Linked DNA regions of Homo sapiens: region 1 is linked to region 2. Evidence: read pairs that join two places in POLR2A ChIA-PET (ENCODE). Cell type or tissue: IMR-90. All regions are shown on one strand. Each heading gives the region's core, and the rest is flanking DNA. Links, peaks and the distances in the headings are about the cores only.

Region 1 (10,506 bases), core at 1,770-9,769, 100 kb after region 2:
ACATAACAACTAAATTGCCTAATGTTGCACTTTTCAGAACATTAAGTGATTCATCACTGTATATAGAACCATTCTGATCAAATGTTACATTTGGATTTTTCTTCTGTGTTTAGTCACAGTATAAATTTTATCACATTTTATTCACATATTTAAAAGACAATGCCAGCTTTTCTAGAAGACTTCATATATTTATAGAACAAGGCTTAACGTATGAATAAGAATCTAATTCCTTTTAAATAGCTTTTAATCTATATAATTTATAATGACTTTTAAATTACCTCTAGATATTTTTAAGTGGTAAAGCCTTTGGAATTATGAAATTGCATTCTAAGTTTAATGTAGTTAGTGCTTTGGTAACTTTGATACTGTAGGATGGGCCATAAAATAAATGTATCCTGAAAAGATTTTTTTAATTCCCATTTTAATCAAGAAAATGTGAGATATGAAGATTATATTGCCATTAAAATAAATTCAAAAGCTTCATTTACTTTTTAAAATAAACTTCTCATTTTAGGAGAGTTTTATATTTATAGAAAAATCATAAAGATAGTACAGAGAGTTCACATATAGCCCATCCCCAGTTTTCCCTATTTATCTTAAATTGCTATGGTACATTTGTTACAATTAATGGACCGATATTGATACATTATTTTAAAAGTCTATATTTTACTCATATTTCCTTGGGTTTACCTAGTATCCTTTTTTCTGTATAAAGATTCCATCCAGGATGCAGGATTATATTAGCTCTCATGTCTCCTTAAATTCCTCTTGGATGTAACAATTTCTTACACTTTTCTTGTTTTTAATGGCCTTTCATAGTTTTGAAGGTTATGGCCAGGTACTTCATAGACTGTCCCTCAGTTGTGACAAATGTTCCTAATGTTTTGGGGAGGAAAACCAAAGGTAATGTGCCATTTTCATCACATTACATCAGGGAAACATACTATCAGCAGAAGCAATCACTGTTGATGTTGCCATTGATTACCTGACTAAGAATAGTGTGTGGCAATTTTCTCCAATGGGAAGTTTCTCTGCCTACTCCCCCTTTCTATACTACATCCTTTAGAAAAAAAGTCATTAGTGCAGTTCTCACTTAGGGAATAGGGAGTAATGTTCCACCTCCTTGAAGGTGGAGTGTCTACATAAGTTGCTTGGCATTTTCTGAATAAAAGATTTATCCCTTCTCTCCTATTGATTTATTTGTTTCATCATTTTAACAGTATGAATTCATGGACATGTATGTAATACTTGGGGACATAATTCTATACTACTTTATGTTATTGCTTGAATGGTTTCTGCTTTAGCTGATCTATCCCTTTGACACACCACATCACCGTATGGGGGTGTGTGTGTGTGTGTGTATGCACATGTTTTAATTTTTTTTAGTTCTTCCTTACTTCATGGCACTAAAGGATACTGTAGGCTTCTCTTCTATATTTCCTACCCCAAGCCTAGAATCCACCATTTCTCCAAGGGGTCCTTGTTCCTTTTGTTTCAGGATGGTATCAGAAACAGACACCTAGGAGCTTTATACGCTCATTGCTGCTGGGTGTCATTGTTTCTAGGACTCTTAGCTGACACAGCAAGGAAATACACACACACGCACACACACACACACACATCATTTACTTTTTCGATCCCTGTTTACCTATGTGTTTTGGCTGCATGTTAGTCACAGAAAGGCTATATTAATACTATCTTATATTTGTGGACTGCATGTTTCAATGGGTTAATAATGATATGCTACCCATAATCCCCTCTCCTCTCCATACCAGCCTCATTTTATGGGTGGAGTCACTATTTGTCTAATTTGGTTTTAAATAGTGACTTTAAATTTTTTAACCAGGCAGACCTATTAAAAATAGTGGTCATCTGACATACAAAGGAAAATGATAGAGGTTTGTACAAGTTTTTTATCAAAGCAAGGAAGGAAAATTATCCTGACTTGTGAAGTTTAAGGATGGATGAAGTGTTTAAGCTCATAAGCAATCATAAAGTCCATTTCCTTGACCTTGTGATTATTTTGGGTCTTTCTATAAAAAATTTCATTTTCTAGCTCATGTTACACCATGTGCAGTTTTGATTACTGCAATATGGTGTTACTGCTTTACCAAAGGTAAATATTCATGCCTCATTTTTCCAACCATATTTAAGCTGGTCTGTGAAGCTTTGTTTTTTGTTTTGTTTTGTTTTGTTTTGTTTTATTATTATACTTTAAGTTACAGGGTACATGTGCACAACATGCAGGTTTGTTACATATGTATACATGTGCCATGTTGGTGTGCTGCACCCATTAACTCGTCATTTACATTAGGTATATCTCCTAATGCTTTCCCTTCCCTCTCCCCTCACCCCACGATAGGCCCCCATGTGTGATGTTCCCCTTCCTGTGTCCAAGTGTTCTCATTGTTCATTTCCCACCTATGAGTGAGAACATGCAGTGTTTGGTTTTTTGTTCTTGCAATAGTTTGCTGAGAATGATGGTTTCCAGCTTCATCCATGTCCCTCCAAAGGACATGAACTCATCATTTTTTATGGCTGCATAGTATTCCATGGTGTATATGTGCCACATTTTCTTAATCCAGTCTATCATTGTTGGACATATGGGTTGGTTCCAAGTCTTTGCTATTGTGAATAGTGCCGCAATAAACATACGTGTGCATGTGTCTGTATAGCAGCATGATTTATAATCCTTTGGGTATATACCCAGTAATGGGATTGCTGGGTCAAATGGTATTTCTAGTTCTAGATCCCTGAGGAATCGCCACACTGACTTCCACAATGGTTGAACTAGTTTACAGTCCCACCAACAGTGTAAAAGTGTTCCTATTTCTCCACATCCTCTCCAGCACCTGTTGTTTCCTGACTTTTTAATGATTGCCATTCTAACTGGTGTGAGATGGTATCTCACTGTGGTTTTGATTTGCATTTCTCTGATGGCCAGTGATGATGAGTGATGATCATGTGTCTGTTGGCTGCATAAATGTCTTCTTTTGAGAAGTGTCTGTTCATATCCTTTGTCCACTTTTTGATGGGGTTGTTTTTTTCTTGTAAATTTGTTTGAGTTCTTTGTAGATTCTGGATATTAGCCCTTTGTCAGATGATTAGATTGCAAAAATTATCTCCCATTCTGTAGGTTGCCTGTTCACTCCAATGGTAGTTTCTTTTGCTGTGCAGAAGCTCTTTAGTTTAATTAGATCCAATTTGTCAATTTCGGCTTTTGTTGCCATTGAAGCTTTGTTTTTTATTTGACTCTTTTAATTATTTAACTAGTATTAGCTTTTATTTTATGTATTAGCTTTTGCTAACAAAAAAAGTCAAAATCTCAATGACTTACCTCAAACACTTATTTTTGCCCGCTTGTCTCTATACATCTTCTCATTCTGAGACTCAGGTGCTGGAGGAGCCTCCATGTGGCTAATGCTGTGCTCATGGTAGAGAACCAGGAATACAAGCCCTGCTAAGCCCGTTGCAACCACATTAAGCTTCTGCTTGGATGCAGAAAGGGCATATGTCCTCTCATTCCATTGGCCAAAGTCCAAAGTCAATGCGTCAGACAGGATCATCTACTCCTCCTGTAGAAGCACAGGAAAGTTATGGGAAAATCGCAAAGGATGTAGAAACAAACTACAGAGAGTGAATGAGGAAACACAAGCAAGAACCCAGCCTCAGAAACTTTGCCTAAATACTTATGCATTAGAATTACATCAGCTATACGTGTCAGAAAGACCAAGAGAAAATGGCTTAAAACAAAGGAGAAGTTTATGTCTCCCTCACCCAAATGAATGGTCCATGCTCAGTATAGACCTTCACAACGTTCAGGACTGAAGCTCTTTCTACGCTGTTTCTCAGCTGTATGTGATGGTATGGTTTAAGATGGTTCCAGGCAGTAGTATGGAGGAAGAGATGGTGAAACAACACATCAGTTGTTTTTTCAGAAGGGTTTAGAAAACTGCTAAGTAATAATTTTATTTACATTTTATTGGCCAAAACATAGTCACATGATTATACATAAATGCAAGGAGACTTGAAAATATGGTCTTATTCTTTGTTTCTCTGTGCCCAGCTAAAATTTTTATTATTGTGGAAGATGTGGAGAAAGAGTTGGGAATGAAAACATGTTAACAGACTTGGAGCAAAGTTCTTTGAATGAATCAGATAAAGTCTAAAGAATGAAGGAACATAAGGTAATCAACAAAAGACCAAATGAAAGGCAGAAACAGGTTAAAAAATTCAGAAAATAATGGTTCAATTGAGTGGAAAATGCAATGAGGTAACAACAGGTAACAACAGACTTTGAGCAGAGAAGAGAGATGGCTGGAGGATGGAAATAACTTTGAATTTTTGTAGGAGATAGGTGCAAATCAAGTTCTCAAAGAGTTAAAATTCAGTATTTTTCTGCTAACGTAACGATCCATCTCAGGAATCTTAAGTTAACCAACAATTGCCCCAAACTTGTTTCAGTTCTTCTTATGACCTTTCATTTAGATTAGTTTTAAGTAATTTATTTCCTCTGGTATTCTAATCAAATGGCTTAAAAAGGATCTCTGAGATTCCTGAAGTATGCTTGGCTGTTCAAATATTTTCCAAACAAATTAATGGACTTGCAAATCAGACAAAAGAGAAGTTAGGCTGAGACTGCATTGTGTGCTCTGTAAAGCCAGAGAATGAAAGGATGCACTGTGTACCAAGACATTGACTTAGGACAGTAAATGTGAATACACCTTCTTATAGCAACGAGCAAATGTTGGTTTAAAAATACTGGTAGCACAGCCGGGCGTGGTGGCTCACGGCTGTAATCCCAGCACTCTGAGAGGCCGAGGCGGGCGGATCACGAGGTCAGGAGATCGAGACCATCCTGGCTAACATGGTGAAACCCTGCCTCTAGTAAAAATACAAAAAATTAGCCGGGCGTGGTTGCGGGCGCCTGTAGTCCCAGCTACTCGGGAGGCTGAGGCAGGAGAATGGCTTGAACCCGGGAGGCGGAGTTTGCAGTGAGCCAAGATCGCGCCACTGCACTCCAGCCTGGACGACAGAGCAAAACTCCGTCTCAAAAAAAAAAAAAAAATAATAATGGTAGCACACTAGAGCATAACGGGAATTTTATACTGACAATTTCATTTACAGTATTTAATTCAGGAACATCTCTATGAATATAGGCACTCGATATGTTTCATACCTGTGTTCTTATACTTTGGTACCTATTCCTCATCTTTTGTAAATGGTATTTAAGACACATCCTAATATTTCTGAAGTATTCAGGGATATTTTTAAAGTGTGGGTGACGTATAAATCACCAGCTAGTTGTATCTGGTGCGTTTTACTTTGTGCTTGAGAATGGCATTGCAATTCTGGCCAGTGACTATAGAGTAGTCATTTTCTAGTTAATTGGTTTTAAGAAAGTTTAATCATTACTGGAAGCACTTAAACAGACATCAGGTTAGACTTGACGTTTATTTATTTATTTTTTACGTTTCACCCTCTTGGTCTTTTATTCTTTTATTTTAAGTCTTGTTTTATTTTAGCATATGAAGTGAATGCAGACCATTCTAGCATTGTACATCTGGGGGACTACCATGACCTTTAAGAACAGCAGCATCAGAGGAATCTGGGGAAATATATGCTTTGAACATTTAATAACACCACTGCCATGACTTAGTGAATATTTCCATGCCTGTGTATTATGAAAATATAGCACTGGGACCATGGTTGAAAAGTTCAAAACCACAAAAGCTGAAGAATACATGGCATTTCAAATGTCTGCATTACTGTTCTGTGAGATGTTTAGTTCTACTTTGCTAGAGCCGGGATTATTTAAACCTCGGTCCTGTAGATTATAACAAGAACAGTTGAAACAGCGATGATTTCATATCTGAGATGACTCTATAATGTAAAATGCTTTTTAAATTCTCAAGTTTAATCAACAGTGTGTGAATGTAAAGGTTGTTATAAACTCATGATCAGTGTTTTACAAATAACCTGAATTCTTTTGAACTAGCTGTGTTTTGACAGAGGTTTTTTTTTTTTTTTTTTCTTTTTTTGGTTTTTTGCTTCTCTGACAAAGGCCTTTGGAAGAATGAGCTTCTTCCCCCACATCTTTATTTATTTATTTATTTTTAAGCTATGCTCAGGAAAATGAACATTTCTCCTTTGCAGTTGATAACAGCATTTACAAGGTATACAGCATATAGGGTTGTTCCAAATTCCTTCCCCAGATAACCATGCTTGCCAAATAGCTTTGACTTTGCAAAAACATTGCATTGTTGGACAAATGCCTAACATGAATCTTTCCCAAACTTTCGGTTGGGGAAGCAAATATGTGGAATAATGCTCAGAGCCATTTGCTGTTCAAAGGATTTCAGATCCTCCATCCAGCCCCACAGATACTCAGCCTTTGCTACAGTTTTAGCAGCATGCTTGGCTTTTTTGACAGCAGTAATAGCTCTTTGGCCCACTTTCTCTTCTAAACTTTATCTAAACTTCAAACTCTTTGGCTTTTTCCCCCTCTTTTGCTAAAGCTAGTGATCACATGCTGAATAAATAATCTATAGACCATGATCTCCTGTCCTGTCAGGCTTGTTACCCAAACTCTAAACCAGCGATGTCAGAAACCTGCCTGATAAGTATTCCCAGGTAGATTTTCTAACTACCTCCCCCACTGGTTACCATCATCATTGCTTACATACTTCCAGAACTCCCTCATAGCACATTGACTATATTTGGAAGAACTAATTGGTGGTTCTGGTGTCTTTGTTAGGAAAAAGTGACACTTTTTGAAGTTAATAAAAATCTCTTCAGCTACAGCCTTTTATCAGATGTAACAAAACATTGTTTGAACAAATATGTTCTCAGTAGTAGTGACAGTTCCTTTCTGCTTTTCCTAGCCATCAACATCTTAGGAAAGAAAATGGTAGAAGTTCCTTAATGACATAAAATTAGTTTTTGAATAATGGCAGCTCCTGATAGAATATTGCTTTTCAAATCAAGAACTCAATTAAATTAGGTTCCAATTGGATTGCATCAGCATTTTTATATGTCTTTAAGTAACATATTTTTCATTTGATCTTAAGCAACTTTTAATATCTATTTCAATTCTGTACAAACATTTTTTACTATATTAACGGCTCTTAGAGGAAAGAAGCATATTTATCAAATATCACAATTAAGAAAGTGACTCTGTGATTATTCAGGTGTGACATCAGCAAAACTAAAAAGGGTTCCCTTTAGCATTTACTAACAGAATTTTCTTGAGAGGCAATGAGAAGCAGAGAGATCATGCTCTTTGGGGACAGAAAGTTTACCTGAATACAACAGAGCTTGATTTATTCAGCAGTGACTGAGAATTCAGTACAGTCTTTCAATATTTGAACTCTAGTATAAGATGTACTTGTAAAAATTTCTTTATTTCCCATTTGTAAATGTTAAAACAAACATATTCTTGTTTAGTGTGAGGGAAAAGGATAAATATAATCCACTAAATATAGTGCAATGCCGATGGGTGGCTGGGTACACTCGATTCTCCCTCCTCCATGATATCGTTATCTACTCTCAATTCACCCTCATTCACATAATACCTAATTGAAATACATTGATAACCTGAAGACTTAAAAAAAAAGGAATTTGGATGCTACCACTGTTTTATAAATTATGATTTTGATATGGGAAAATAAAAAAGTTTATTCATAGAAATCTACTCTGCTGCTTTTCAGGAGCCTTATTTTTCTTAATTAAATTAAATTAATTAATTAATTAATTTTTTTGAGATGGAGTTTCACTCTTGTTGCCCAGGCTGGAGTGCCATGGTGTGATCTCGGCTCACTGCAACCTCTGCCCCTGGGTTCAAGCAATTCTCCTACCTCAGCTTCTTGAGTAGCTGGGATTGCAGGCATGCACCACCATGCCTGGCTAATTTTTTGTATTTTTAGTAGAGATGGGGTTTCACCATGGTGGTCAGGCTGGTCTCGAACTCCTGACCTCAGGTGATCCACCCGCCTCGGCCTCCTAAAGTGCTGGGATTACAAGTGTGAGCCACCATGCCTGGCCTATTTTTCTTTCTTTTAAAAATTTAGATACTTATTTTTAAATGAGAATAGAAAATATTAAGTGATCTAGTTACTTTGTTTTCTTTTTAGCCTAGTGAACTACCAAATTCAGTTGATTTTTTTTTGCATAATCAAAAGTGATACATGAAAATATTAAATCTAAGCAGGTAGATGAATATTTGAATGAGAAGTTGTGCCAGTAGTATGTACATTAACCCAGTAAAATTTATAAATCAGTTCACTAAAAAATTCAGCTAAGCATAACTAACTTGACAATTTTGAATAGTAAGCTATTATTAGCACTTTTTCCACAAGTATATCATATTTCCAAAATATTCAGCACTAAAAATTTTAAGGTTAAAATGGGACTTTATCAAATTCATAAGTATTTTGAATTCAGATGTAAAATAAATTATTTTTATTATTTGAAGCATTCGTTAATTGCACCGTTTACTCAACAAAAATGTGTTGAGTTTCTTTTTTGTACCAGGCACTGTGTAAAGTATAAGTGTGTAAAGTATTACTTTACTTTATAAAGTAAAGATAGGTGAGATGTTCATCCAGCCTTCAGTGACTTTACAGAATTAAAATGTTTCTTAATTAAAAAAAGAAAGGCTTAAACCAAGTAAAAGCCCAAACTAAAGCAAACAGAAATGGACAGAAGACAAAATTCACTGAGGAATTAGCACCAATAAATACACAGGTGTGTTTTCTCACCTGTTTTGTGGGATTAAACTGAGGCAATATTTTCACGAAGTGTATTATTTAGTCTTAAGAAACCCCACGTGTTTCTTAGTTCGCATAAAAGCTGTTGAAATGGGTTAAATAAAAAGTGGTGTTCATTTCACTAGAGATCAATGACTCAAACTGACACTTGTTTCTAATGGTCAGCAAATTTTATTTTCAATGTGTGTATTACTTTTTCATAATCGCAAACCAAAGTTTGCTAATCTTCATCAATCTCCTGAGTATTTAGTATAGTAGAAATGATTTGTTTTGAAATATCAGAGCATATGATGATGGACCTTAATTGTGTGCTGCTACAATAGAATACCACAGACTGGGTAATTTTTAATGAACAGACATTTATTTAGCTTACAGTTCTGGAGGCTGGTAAGTCCCAGATCAAGGGGCAGGCATCTTGTGGGGCCTTCTTGCTGTGTCATAACATGGCAGAAGGGACGACATGTGCAAGAAGGAGGAAGAGAGAGAGAGCACGCACTCGCAGGCACTTGAGAGAGTGAGAGAAGGGGTCTGAACTCATCCTTTTATAAATAAGCCAGTCTCTCAATAATGACATTAATCCTTTTAGGAGGGTAGAGCCCTCATGACCTAATCACCTCTTAAAGGTTCCATCTCTCAACTCTGTTGCATTGTGGATTAAGTTTACAACACATGAACTTTGGGGGACTCATTGAAACCACAGAAGTGACCTATGTTTAATCTTTGTACTATGAAATTTTCCTTAAAAAATTAAATCTAAAAAATTGTAGCTAATAGGTGAAGAATTATCTTATTATCACACTGTTATAAATTGTATTTCTTTATTGCTAATGAGGTTCAAATAGTTTTTTGTTTTATTTTTCATTAACACATAATGATTGTTTATAAAATAATTAAATTTTTAAAATACTATCTTTAAGTCTTTGTGTTGAAACTAAAGACCAAAATACAAATATTTAAATTGGAATGACCTAGATATATAAATATGAAATTGAGGACTTAGATCCTGATGGATTAAAATGGGTTGGCAAATTTCTTCTGTAAAGGACCAGATAGTAAATATTTTAGGCTTTGCAGGCCATATGATCTCTGTCCCAGCTACCTAACTTTTTTGTAGTACTGAGAAATCTTCCACCAACAGTGCATAAATGAATAGACATGGATGTGTTCTTTTTTTTTTTTTTTTGAGATGGAGTCTCACTCTGTCACCCAGGCTGGAGTGCAATGGCGCGATCTCAGCTCACTGCAAGCTCTGCCTCCCGGGTTCAAGCGATTCTCCTGCCTCAGCCCTCAGCCTCCTGAGTAGCTGGGATTACAGGCACCCACCACCACGCCAGGCTAATTTTTTGTATTTTTAGTAGAGACGGGGTTTCACTGTATTAGCCAGGATGGTCTTGATCTCCAGACATTGTGATCCACCCACCTCGGCCTCCCAAGGATGTGTTCTAATAAAACTTTCTTTATACAAACAGGCTGGGTACTGGATTTGGCCTAAAGGATATAGTTTCCCAATCCCTGGATTAAAACATACATTGAGTGGATAGGCATTTATGTTAACCACAAATGTGACTGTGTCTTTGCTGATGAGTCATTGCTTCAAAGACTGAGATTCATTAACTTTTGGGAAGACACAAGCTGCTTGTTTCTCAACTCTATTTTAAGGAAATAGATTGCACTTCTTTCTTTCTCATAATCAGATAGGGATCATGTTGTACTTACTGCAGCTCTGCCAAGGAATCAG
Region 2 (10,506 bases), core at 786-8,785:
CCTGTTCTTATCTCTATTGCCACAGAACAGTTTGCCTGCTCTTGAACTTCACATACATGAAACCATACAGTCTGCATTCTTTTATGTGTGGCTTCTTTATTTCAACACTACATCTGTGAAATTCATATACATCACTGCACGTAGCTATAGTTCCTTCTTTTTCATTCTTGTGTAGCACATTGTTCTACAGCCTGTTTATCCATTGTGGTATTGATTGATTGCATTGTTTCCAATTTGGGCTAGCTGTTACTAGTATGTTTGCATATGTTCTCGAGTAGACATAAGCATTCATTTCTGTAGTGTGTGTACCTACAACTCATTGCTCTTAAGCAAGGTAAGTAAGGCACCTTTGTCCATTTCTTGGATTCTACCTATCTGCCTAAAGGGAGATTAACTCCCTTCATATGCTGAAATCCTCTTTGTGTAGGAATTGTTTCCTTGCTCATTTGATATGTTCATCTATCTCCCTAATAAAAGCTTCTGTTTTGTCAAGAAAGCAAAACAGAGTTGAAGTGATAGCTCGTAAGATTTAAGCATGAAGGTCTAACAGGACTATGCCACAGGCAGAGATCAAAAAAAAGAAAAAATGATAATTTTATCATTAAACCCACGGTCTCAGCCCAAATTCTCTGCTCCAGAAAAGCTAATCCAAACATTTCAGAAACTGTCATTACCTGCAGCAATTTCCAACTCATTCCTACAAAAATGTAAGAGGCATGCACAGCTTCTTACAGCACCCTGATCTTTGAGAGAGAAATGCCAGCTCTTCTCTGCCTCATGACTTATACCTTCAGGCAGAGGAAGGAAAAGCAGTGTGAATTATGTTTACATATGCTTAGGAATTGCATTTGACAAGGCATAATGAATCAGCGATGTTTTCTTGTTTGGTTTCTGTCTCAAAATTGATCTAGCTCCAAGTTTAGAAGACCCTACGACGTGACTCAGTAAGTGGCCTCACCTTCATCCGATTGCTCAGAATTAAAACCTAGAAGTCATCCTTGATTTTCTCCTCTCAAATCTGTCTCCATTCATCAGCACGTGCTTTTGACTCGATGAAACGCTCCAAACACAACTGCTTCCCACCGCCTCCACTGCTGCCTCTTGTCCCTGCAGCATCATCTCTCACCCACATTGGCCACAGCGGCTTGTTGTTGGTGTTCCTGCTTCTACTTTTGACTTGTTTCTATTGTCTTCCATGCCCACTGGAACTGTAATTATTTTTTGCAAATGTAAGTTAGATAATGACATTCCACTGTTAAAAAAAAAACAAAACAGAAAACAAAATGAAAGAACAAAATAAAAATGTCTAGTGACCCCCTGTTACACCTAGCCGAAAATCCTTACTTGGCCCAGAAGGGCCTAGATTCTCAGTCTTGACTGCACATGGGAAATCACCTGGGGACTTGAAAAATACTGACTTTAGCTGGGTCTGGGGAATTGTGTGTGTGTGTATGTGTGTGTGAGATGGAGCTTCGCTTTTATTGCCCGGGCTACAGTGCAATGGCACCATCTCAGCTCACCGCAACCTCCGCCTCCCCAGTTCAAGCCGTTCTCCTGCCTCAGCCTCCCGAGTAGGTGGGATTACAGGCATGCACCATGACGCCCGGCTAATTTTTTCTATTTTTGGTAGAGACGGGGGTTTCTCCATGTTGGTCAGGCTGGTCTCGAACTCCTGACCTCAGGTGATCCACCTGCCTCGGCCTCCCAAAGTGCTGGGATTACAGGCGTGAGCCACCGCGCCCAGCCGGCACAGGGAATTTAAAAGCTTCCCAGAAGTTTCTGATGTATAACCAAGATTGAGAGCTACTCTAGGATCCTTCCACCACTCTCTTCCTCTCTCTATCTCCACCCCAGTTGCTTACTTGCTGTGTTTTGAGCACACTCTGATCCTTTCCACCCCAAAGCATGGATCATTCTTGCCCCAGATATTTGCATGAGCTATTCTTTCACACAAAGAGGTCTCTGCTCAAATGTTACCTTTTCAAATATATTTTCCCCAACGAACCTACCTAATGACTATTTTTTTACCCTGTATATTTTTAGTTTTTATATGAAATTATATTACTTGCTTCTTTACCTGTTTATTGGTGCTCTTCCTCACAAGCATGTAAGTGCATGAAGATAGACACCTTGTCTTATTCACTAAGACATTATCACCCTGGCATATAGCGTGCTTGGAACTCATTCTCTGATTAGTGTTTTTCAGTGAAAAAAATGAGGATTACTCAAGGTTCTGGGATCTGGATTTGCTACAAGTAGCTAATTGTAGCTTATGGATTCTCTGGTTTGTAAGGCTTTTGTTGCTTTTGTTCTATTTGCAACCCTAGACTTTCCTTCCAGAAATAGTCATCTGGGCGTGGTGCCTCACACATGTAATCCCCATACTGACACAGGTCGATCACTTGAGGCCAGGAGTTCGAGATCAGCCTGGCCGATATGGTGAAATCCCCTCTCTATTGAAAACACAAAAAACTAGCCAGGTGTAGTGGCGGGCGCCTGTAATCCCAGCTACTCAGGAGGCTGAGGCAGGAGAATAGCTTAAACCCAGGAGGTGGAGATTGCAGCGAGCCCAGATTGCCCCACTGCACTCCAGCCTGGGCGACAGAGGGAGACTTTGTCTCAAAAAAAAAAAAAAAGTCAAGGAGTCTTTTGCTTTTACTTGCTTACCTATGCCGCTATATTTTACATTCAACTTCCTTCTGATACACAGGAAGGACTGTGTCTGCTTGGACTGGACACAGTTGGACTTTCAAGTGAGTTGGCTGGCTGTGGGTCTTTGATTATTCCTCTCTGTTAGAGGGGCAGAATCCACCATTTTCTTAGGAGAATGGTGCAAGTGGGAAATCCTTGTCCTATAGGCTGAAGGCCAGTCACTTCTCTCTCTCTCTCTCTCTTTCTTTCTTTCTCTCTCTCAATAGGGTCTCACTCTATTCCTGGGCTGGAGTGCAGTGACACTATCACAGTGCACCATAGCCTCAACCTCCTGGACTCAGGTGATCCTCCTACCTCAGTCTCCCAAGTAGCTGGGACTACAGGTATGCGCCATTATTCCCAGCTATTTTTTATTATCTTTTTTGTAGAGATGGCGTTTCACCATTTTGCCCAGGCTACTTCTCTCTCTCTTTATTCATGCTTCCTTTCACTTTTTGATATCTAAGCCTTGCCCATCTCTTTTTCTCAGCCAGGGGGATGGATCTACACATAGAGGACTTAAGCTCTAGGTACAGACCTTCCACATACCTGTCTGCCTATCCCTGGCTTAGGTCTGGGTCCTGGTCACTCACAAAGAGGTCCAAGATGGGTATATTGCAGCTCCAAGGCAAGTAAATGCTGCAAATCTTTCTCCTGAATTAGAACTTGAATAAAGGAGGAGTCAGAGTCCAAAATCACCCTCCAGCATTGAGGCTGTGGGCTTACAGTGGTCGGGAGCGTCTGAGTGCTAACTCTTCCTGGCTAAAGATTGATTTCTCAGGAATAGAAAATCTCATTCATATTCATGTCGTAGGATCTTTCAACATGCTACGGTGCTAATATTATTTCATTATTATAATCTTGGGAGTTATTTTCCTGGTGAAGAACCAGATGTATGAGAGATTAAGTTATTGGTCTAGAGTCATATAGCTTGTGAGAAGAACTGAGGTTTGAACTTATCATTTGACTACAAGAACTGTGCATGCTACATTTTACCACATTACTTTTCTAAAACTAAGAGAAAATACAATGAAAAAGTGAGAGAGGTGAGAAAAAAATGGAGAAACTAAGATGGAGAAAGAATAAAAAGAGTGAAATAAATTTTACTTTGGATTGGTGAATAGAAACTGATCTGGCTATTTTAAGCAGAAAAGGATTTTCTGTAGTGGATTAAGTGCTAATAAGAACATACATATGATGATGACACAAAAGTGGGAACAGTCCTTTTTTGAAAAAGCGAAAATAAGAAAAGTCAAAGATGTCCTAAATGTACATGGCTAAATGTTTTTTAAAATTGGAGTGATTCTGAAACATAATATGTAAAAAATTCTGCAACATATGGGCAACAGGAAATAGGAAAATGATTATGACAGATAAAAAACAAAACTTTTTTGACTGTATGCCATGCATGAAAGCTCAACATTAAGGGAGTTTATAAAGCCCTTACAAGAGTTTCTGCATATAGAGAGAGATCAATAAGTACTAGCTATTAGTATCACTATCCTAACGTTTACCCAGGAGAAACCATAGACTACATATATCATGTGGAAAGTGCCAACTCACACAATTTTTGTTGCAAACTCCAGGTAGTTGACTATTTTGAAAGTCCCTTCAAGTCTTCTATTGTCAAGATAAGTGACAAGGCACCCGCCTATGGAGGGCTCCAGATTCAATATTTGGTAAGGTGGCTCCAAACACATCTGAGACATAAGGTTGGTGGTGCCAGCCTCAATAGATTCTGTTCTTGCTTTTTTCTTTTTTTAAATTATAAGTCATATACTCCTTACGTCAAATCAAACAGCAGAGATGTATGAAGAGAAAGTTCAGAAATGCAGCCAAATCAAATTTCCCATCTAATTTTGCTAACGAATGTTAATGGCTGTATGCCAGTCCACACATTTCCAATCAGTGCATTTCAAATTCAGGTAACGTTTGTTCATTTTGGAAAAAGTTACAAAATAGAAGCTAGGAGTAAAATAGCATGCCTTCAAAAGAATTTCATTTCAGAGAATTATTGGTGGAAATACAAAGACAGTAAGCTTAATTCCTTTATGGATATATGAACAAAAGGACTTAGAACAAACAAATTACCTTTATAGTATTTTGTTAGTTAACTATAAAAATAAATTTTTGTTGGTATTATTCTGGAAAAAAAAAGAATGCTTATTAAACAAGACTGTGAGCTCCTTAAGGATTGGTATTATCATAAAACCTAGCAAAGAACCAACCTCACCATGTGATGGGTATTTTCTAAGTATTTGTTAAAATTTTAAAAAAGAACATTTAAACTCCATTAAATGCCAGGCTTTTTGTTTCTATAATGTCAATGGAGTGTTCATTTTACTTATTATGAATACTACTTTCTTCCACTATAATCATTAAAATCAGATAAAACATTTATTCAATTTGTTTCATGTATTTTTATTTAATTACTGTTATTGTACAGTTATATGTATTTAAGAATTTAGTATATTTTCTACTTGTTTTATGACTGAATATTTTAAAAAATTTGTTATAAATTTTCAGTACTTCCTTCGTATAATACATAGCATACATATTAGCTTACTTCAGCACCACCTAAATTAATGTTTCTGTAAGAAACATTACAAAGTCCAAATAATACATTGTTTAGAATTCTAAGTCTGTTTATAATTTAGGGACTGCTTATAATGATTCATTTGGGGGGTTTAATCCATAGCATCAGGCATATATGAAATGTGCATTAATGGCACAGGAAGAAAAGGAGACAAAGGAAGCATCTACTTTTAATTACCTCTGAAAAATATCTAAGTAATTTCATACACATGTCTACCTGTTTTCTTCCTGACCATCTCAAGGGACAGCTTTGCCACAATAGTTCCCAGTAACTGGTTTTATTCCAAACAAATGTAGCCCAAGCTGTACTTAAATCTGCATTATATCTGGGTGTCTCCTTCTTGCTCTCCTTTCTCCCTTCTATGAGGACTTTGCCTTTTGTTAATCAGCTAACAAAATTCACGTAGTGCCACTCATCAAGAAATCAAGGCCCTGTAATAGGGTGCTAGGTTATTCTTATTGAAATGTAGTATCCATCTCGCTCAATATGAAGCCTATGATTGAATTTAAATAATAACCAAATCTACAGCTCAACCAATTGGTTTTTAATGAGATTCTTGCATAGTTATATTTTATTTTGTATAAGGAATAGGGTCCTTGTGCATCATTGACTATGGAAAGGTTAAGGAAGAAAAAAGTGTAAAGAGAGTTTTAAAACATATAAGGTTAATTGAAATTCCAGGTTCTTCTGCAATCAAAGCAATTCTAACTCAGTTTGGTGGCAATGAAACATGTTTTAGAGGTGTGTTAGTTACGGTTATGAGGAGCAGATATTTTACCCTGGTTAGTGTTAATTTTGCTAAAGAAACCAGTGTCTCAGAAAAAGTTTTATTTCCATTTGGATGTGGTTTTGTTAGTGTAAATTTGATAGGAAGGGCAAGACTCTCCAAAGTTGGGTCTTCTTCCTTTCCTTTTCAAAAGAGAGATGGTCAAAGGCAGGAGCTAAAGCATCTTGATTTGAAAAATAGACCTTTAATTAAAGAACGCCATTTTCTTGTCCTGCTAGAAAACAAAACCACATCTTTAAATCTTCTGTGGATGGTTGAGAGATTATAATAAAGATTGGTGTGCTAATAATCCTTTTTATATATATATAAAAGCAAAACTGATGGATTTTAGTAACTATAAAATACTATTGAATATATCAATCGCATACATTTTTATTGGCTGCATTTTCTAGTAATTGCATATAACACATGAATGTGCTTCTAATTAAATTAATTCATTTAGAGAAAAAAAGACCTTATAAAGCAATTGCTAGTTTCATGATCTTTTTTTTTTTTTTTTTTGATATGGAGTCTGGCTGTCACCCAGGCTGGAGGGTAGTGGTGCACTGCAACCTCTGCCTCCCTGGTTCAGGTGAGTCTCCTGCCTCAGCCTCCCAAGTAGCTAGGACTACAAACATGCACCACCACGCCTAATTTTTTTATTTTCAGTAAAGATGGGGTTTCACCGTGTTGGCCAGGCTTGTCTCAAACTCCTGGCCTCAATTAATCCTCCCACCTGGACCTCCCAAAGTGCTGGCATTACAGACATGAGCCACCATGCCTGGCCTAATCTTATTTACCATAGATTTTTTTTTTTTAGGTGAATGAACTAGGAAACTATTGTCATTGTTTGAAAAATAACACTATGCGTTGATAACTGCAAAAAGTGGCAATTAAGTAGTTTATGTTATTCCTAATGCTAATAGTAAATAATGACACTGAAACAGGAAAGGTTCCCTTGTCTCCCTCGCAGGGCGTGCGATGGGGGTGTGGCTCACTTCTTCAGTGCCCCACTGCTCTAGGGGAGCATACAGACATGCAGGCTGTGGGGCTCCGAGCCTACAGCAGTGTCTAGGAGTGAATGTTTACAGCTGAAGCCCCAGTGGGTGTGTGTTACATGATGCTCTTTTAGTTTGCTGTTTATAGGCAGCTTGTATTAACCAGCTCAGTAAGACCCTCTACCTTGTCCCTAGGGCAGAGGGTTTTCCGTATCCTGGGTTGTTGCCTTGGTGTACCGGAAGAATCGGACCACACGTGGGCTTGGAGAATGAGTGCAAAGTTTTTTTTGTTTGTTTGTTTGTTTTTTTTTTTGAGACGGAGTCTCGCTCTGTCGCCCAGGCTGGAGTGCAGTGGCTCCATCTGGGCTCACTGCAAGCTCCGCCTCCTGGGTTCACGCGGTTCTCCTGCCTCAGCCTCTCAAGTAGCTGGGACTACAGGCACCTGCTACCATGCCCAGCTAATTTTTTTGTGTTTTTAGTAGAGACGGGGTTTTACCTTGTTAGCCAGGATGGTCTCCATCTCCTGACCTCGTGATCCGACCGCCTCGGCCTCCCAAAGTGCTGGGATTACAGGCGTGAGCCACCGCGCCCGGCCGAGTGCAAAGTTTTATTGACTAGAAGTAGCTCTCAGCGGATGGGGAAGCCAGAAGGGAGCTGCAGTTTGGCTCCTCACTGGCCCCGGCTCTCCTTTGACTGCCTCCGCCAAACTCTGCCTCGTCCCGCCGGTTGATGGCCTGCTGGCGTGGCAGCGCCTATTGGCGTGCTCTCCCGCTGGCGTGCTCTCGACAGCCTTGTCGAGAAATAGCTTGTGTCTTCTTCCACCGATGTGTTCTTCACGATGTCCAGCAGCTTCTTTTTCTGCTGATGTGCTCCTCTTGACATCAGGCCGCCTGCGTGTCTACCTGCTAGGGTATAAGCCCAGGATGGGGGCATGGTGGGCCAGAGTGGTCTTGGAAAATGCAACATTTGGATACGAAAGCAGGAGTGCCTGTCCTCACCCAGGTCCATAGGGTTGGAGCCCTAGCTAGGGACTTGCTTTTCTTTACCGGGCACTTCCCTGACCCCGTATCAACATTACTTGATTAAAATTTCAACTTTGCTACTTATTTGCAACCTTATTTGTAACCTTGGGCAAGCTAATTGACTTTTCTTCCTCTTCAGTAAAATGTCTCTGTGTACATGTGTGTAAGTTTGCAATGTAAATAATAGTTTTTGGCCGGGCGCGGTGGCTCACGCCTGTAATCCCAGCACTCTGGGAGGCAGAGACGGGCGGATCACGAGGTCAGGAGATCGAGACCATCCTGGCTAACACGGTGAAACCCCGTCTCTACTAAAAATACAAAAAAAAAAAAAAATTATTTGGGCGTAGTGGCGGGCACCTGTAGTCCCAGCTACTGGGCAGGCTGAGGCAGGAGAATGGCGTGAACCCGGAAGGTGGAGCTTGCAGTGAGCCGAGATCGTGCCACTGCACTCCAGCTTGGGTGACAGAGCGACACTCCGTCTCAAAAAAAAAAAAATAGTTTTTTTCTGAGGATCAATTCATTTAATTCATATAAAGCACTTAGAACATAATACATGCAATATATGTTTTCATTTTTCTATTCAACAAAAGTTATACTTTGAGCTAATTCCCCTTCCCTAGCAGACACATCATCTCAGCCAATGTAAAGGCTTCTCTTTCCTTCATTCTAGGATTGTCTATATTGCAGGAGCTTACAGAGTAACAGGCTTTAGTGGGGGTGCTAGGGCAACAGATCCGACCCTCAGAGTCCTTGCTCATACAGTTGTCTGCTGACATGAGCCGTCCATCATACTGACTGGCCTTCACAATCTAGGTCATTTCTAATATATGTTTGATATGTCGATTTTTCATCTGTCCCTGGGCACACAGAGAAACTGTGAGGCTGTTTGAAGTCCTGTCTGCCTAGACAGTCGGAGGCATAGCTCCTGCTCCAGCCATGCTGCTGGCCTTGTGTTCTCCCCATGGAATGAAACTCAGGGCTCCCCTCATTTTCTGGTCCTACAAATCTAACTGGAAGTTTGCATATGTAAATAGGATGGACTCTGGAACAAATTTGCCCAAAAAATGTAGAAGCACAGAAACATAAGTATCTATTAGAGTTACCAAATTAATATTATTTTGAGCAAACTCTTTCATTCCATTTTTTGGAAGGAAAAGGAAGATTAAAGACAGTAATTGGGATGTGCAAAGACATTAGCAATAATCCTGGGCTGTTATTTACCCTGAGCTTGGGCCAGGGGACTCCTTGACATTTGATCAGCTGACATCATGACTATTAAACTAAAGAAACATTTGTGAGAGTGTAACTGCACAAGACCAATCTGGTTCAACTTTTATGTAATAAAGTTCCGAGTTGATTTTAAGTTGCCATGAAGGTCACGAAACCTGAGCATGCCCAGTTGAACCAAGGGTGTAACCACAGGTGGAACTTGAGTGCTCCCACCAAGGAGTGGAGAATGAGTTAGGAAGCCGACACCACATGGCAAGATCCAGGATCCAATCAGATTGAGTTTTGGCTTCATCCCATAGCAAGATCCAGTCAGATCATGCCTTCCAGCATCACCTAGTTGCAAGATCCAATCAGAGCACACCTCATTACCTTATGCTTATAAAACCCAACCCAGTCCCCAGCTCAGAGAAATAGATTTGAGCTTTTCCTCAGTCTCCTTGAGGGCCAACAGCTGGTCTTTTCTCAAAAGCCAGTACGGTGGTGTTGGCCTCTATGCACACAGGGCAGTGAGCCCACTGAGTGCTTGGTAATGAGAGGTCAAGGACTCTGGTGTTTAGTGCCATACCGTGAATGTAGTATATGAATGATTTGGTCATAGTGAAAACAATATTTGGGGAGTGTTAGGAGAGAGATTGGTCACTTCTGGCTAGTTATGCAGGGAAAGGGAAGAAAATGGAAGAGGAGGTATATAATTTAGGCCTGGAAGGTTGGCTGGGGTTTAAGCAAAGACAAATTTTGCAAAGAAAAACACTTAATGCCGTTTCTACTCAAAGTTTATCTTTTTTCATCCTCAAATTTAATAAATAGGACAGTGTTTTGTCGTGGAAAGCCTGTAGACTTTGCAGTCATTAGACTCTACTGCCAGTGAGTTGTTGGATGACTTTAGAAAATCAGTCTCTGTGCCTCTGTAAAATGACAATGACATCTGCCTAACAGGGCTGAGAAAATCAAATTCTGAACCACACATAAAGTAGCTAAAGTACCCTGCCTAATGCCTTGTAGCAACTCAATAATTGCTATTTCCCTTCCTTTCTCCCTTTTGATCCCAGTGGCTTTAATGTTAAGTTTATGTAGCTTATGTTGGGGACCTTAACAAAATTTCCTTAAGTATCTAATTCTAGAAATAAGCAGTTTGGATTGATAGTCCACTTTTTTCTTGGAAGAATCTGTAAAACATAAGATGTTTATTGGCTCTGATGCCTA

Evidence for each region. ChIA-PET counts read pairs that join two places held together with the same protein. Peaks named below come from ENCODE experiments on the same cell type or tissue, not always from the same donor. Only the 100,000 strongest peaks of a DNase experiment are listed, where the experiment ranks them.
Region 1: POLR2A ChIA-PET joins it to region 2 with 20 read pairs; 2 of 35 experiments call an interaction of 5 or more read pairs at or near these places.

Annotation. Positions count from the first base shown.
Region 1 is chr4:177,563,360-177,573,865 of GRCh38, forward strand. All of the region lies in intron 1 of AGA-DT (AGA divergent transcript), which reads left to right. Among named protein-coding and RNA genes, the nearest start is that of AGA-DT, 120 kb to the left of the region's middle. In IMR-90, for the core only: no CTCF peak of the experiment used is centred there; a DNase peak (open chromatin) is centred at 6,262; H3K27ac peaks cover 1,069 bases.
Region 2 is chr4:177,463,413-177,473,918 of GRCh38, forward strand. The region is part of intron 1 of AGA-DT (AGA divergent transcript); the gene reads left to right. Among named protein-coding and RNA genes, the nearest start is that of AGA-DT, 24 kb to the left of the region's middle. In IMR-90, for the core only: no CTCF peak of the experiment used is centred there; no DNase peak of the experiment used is centred there.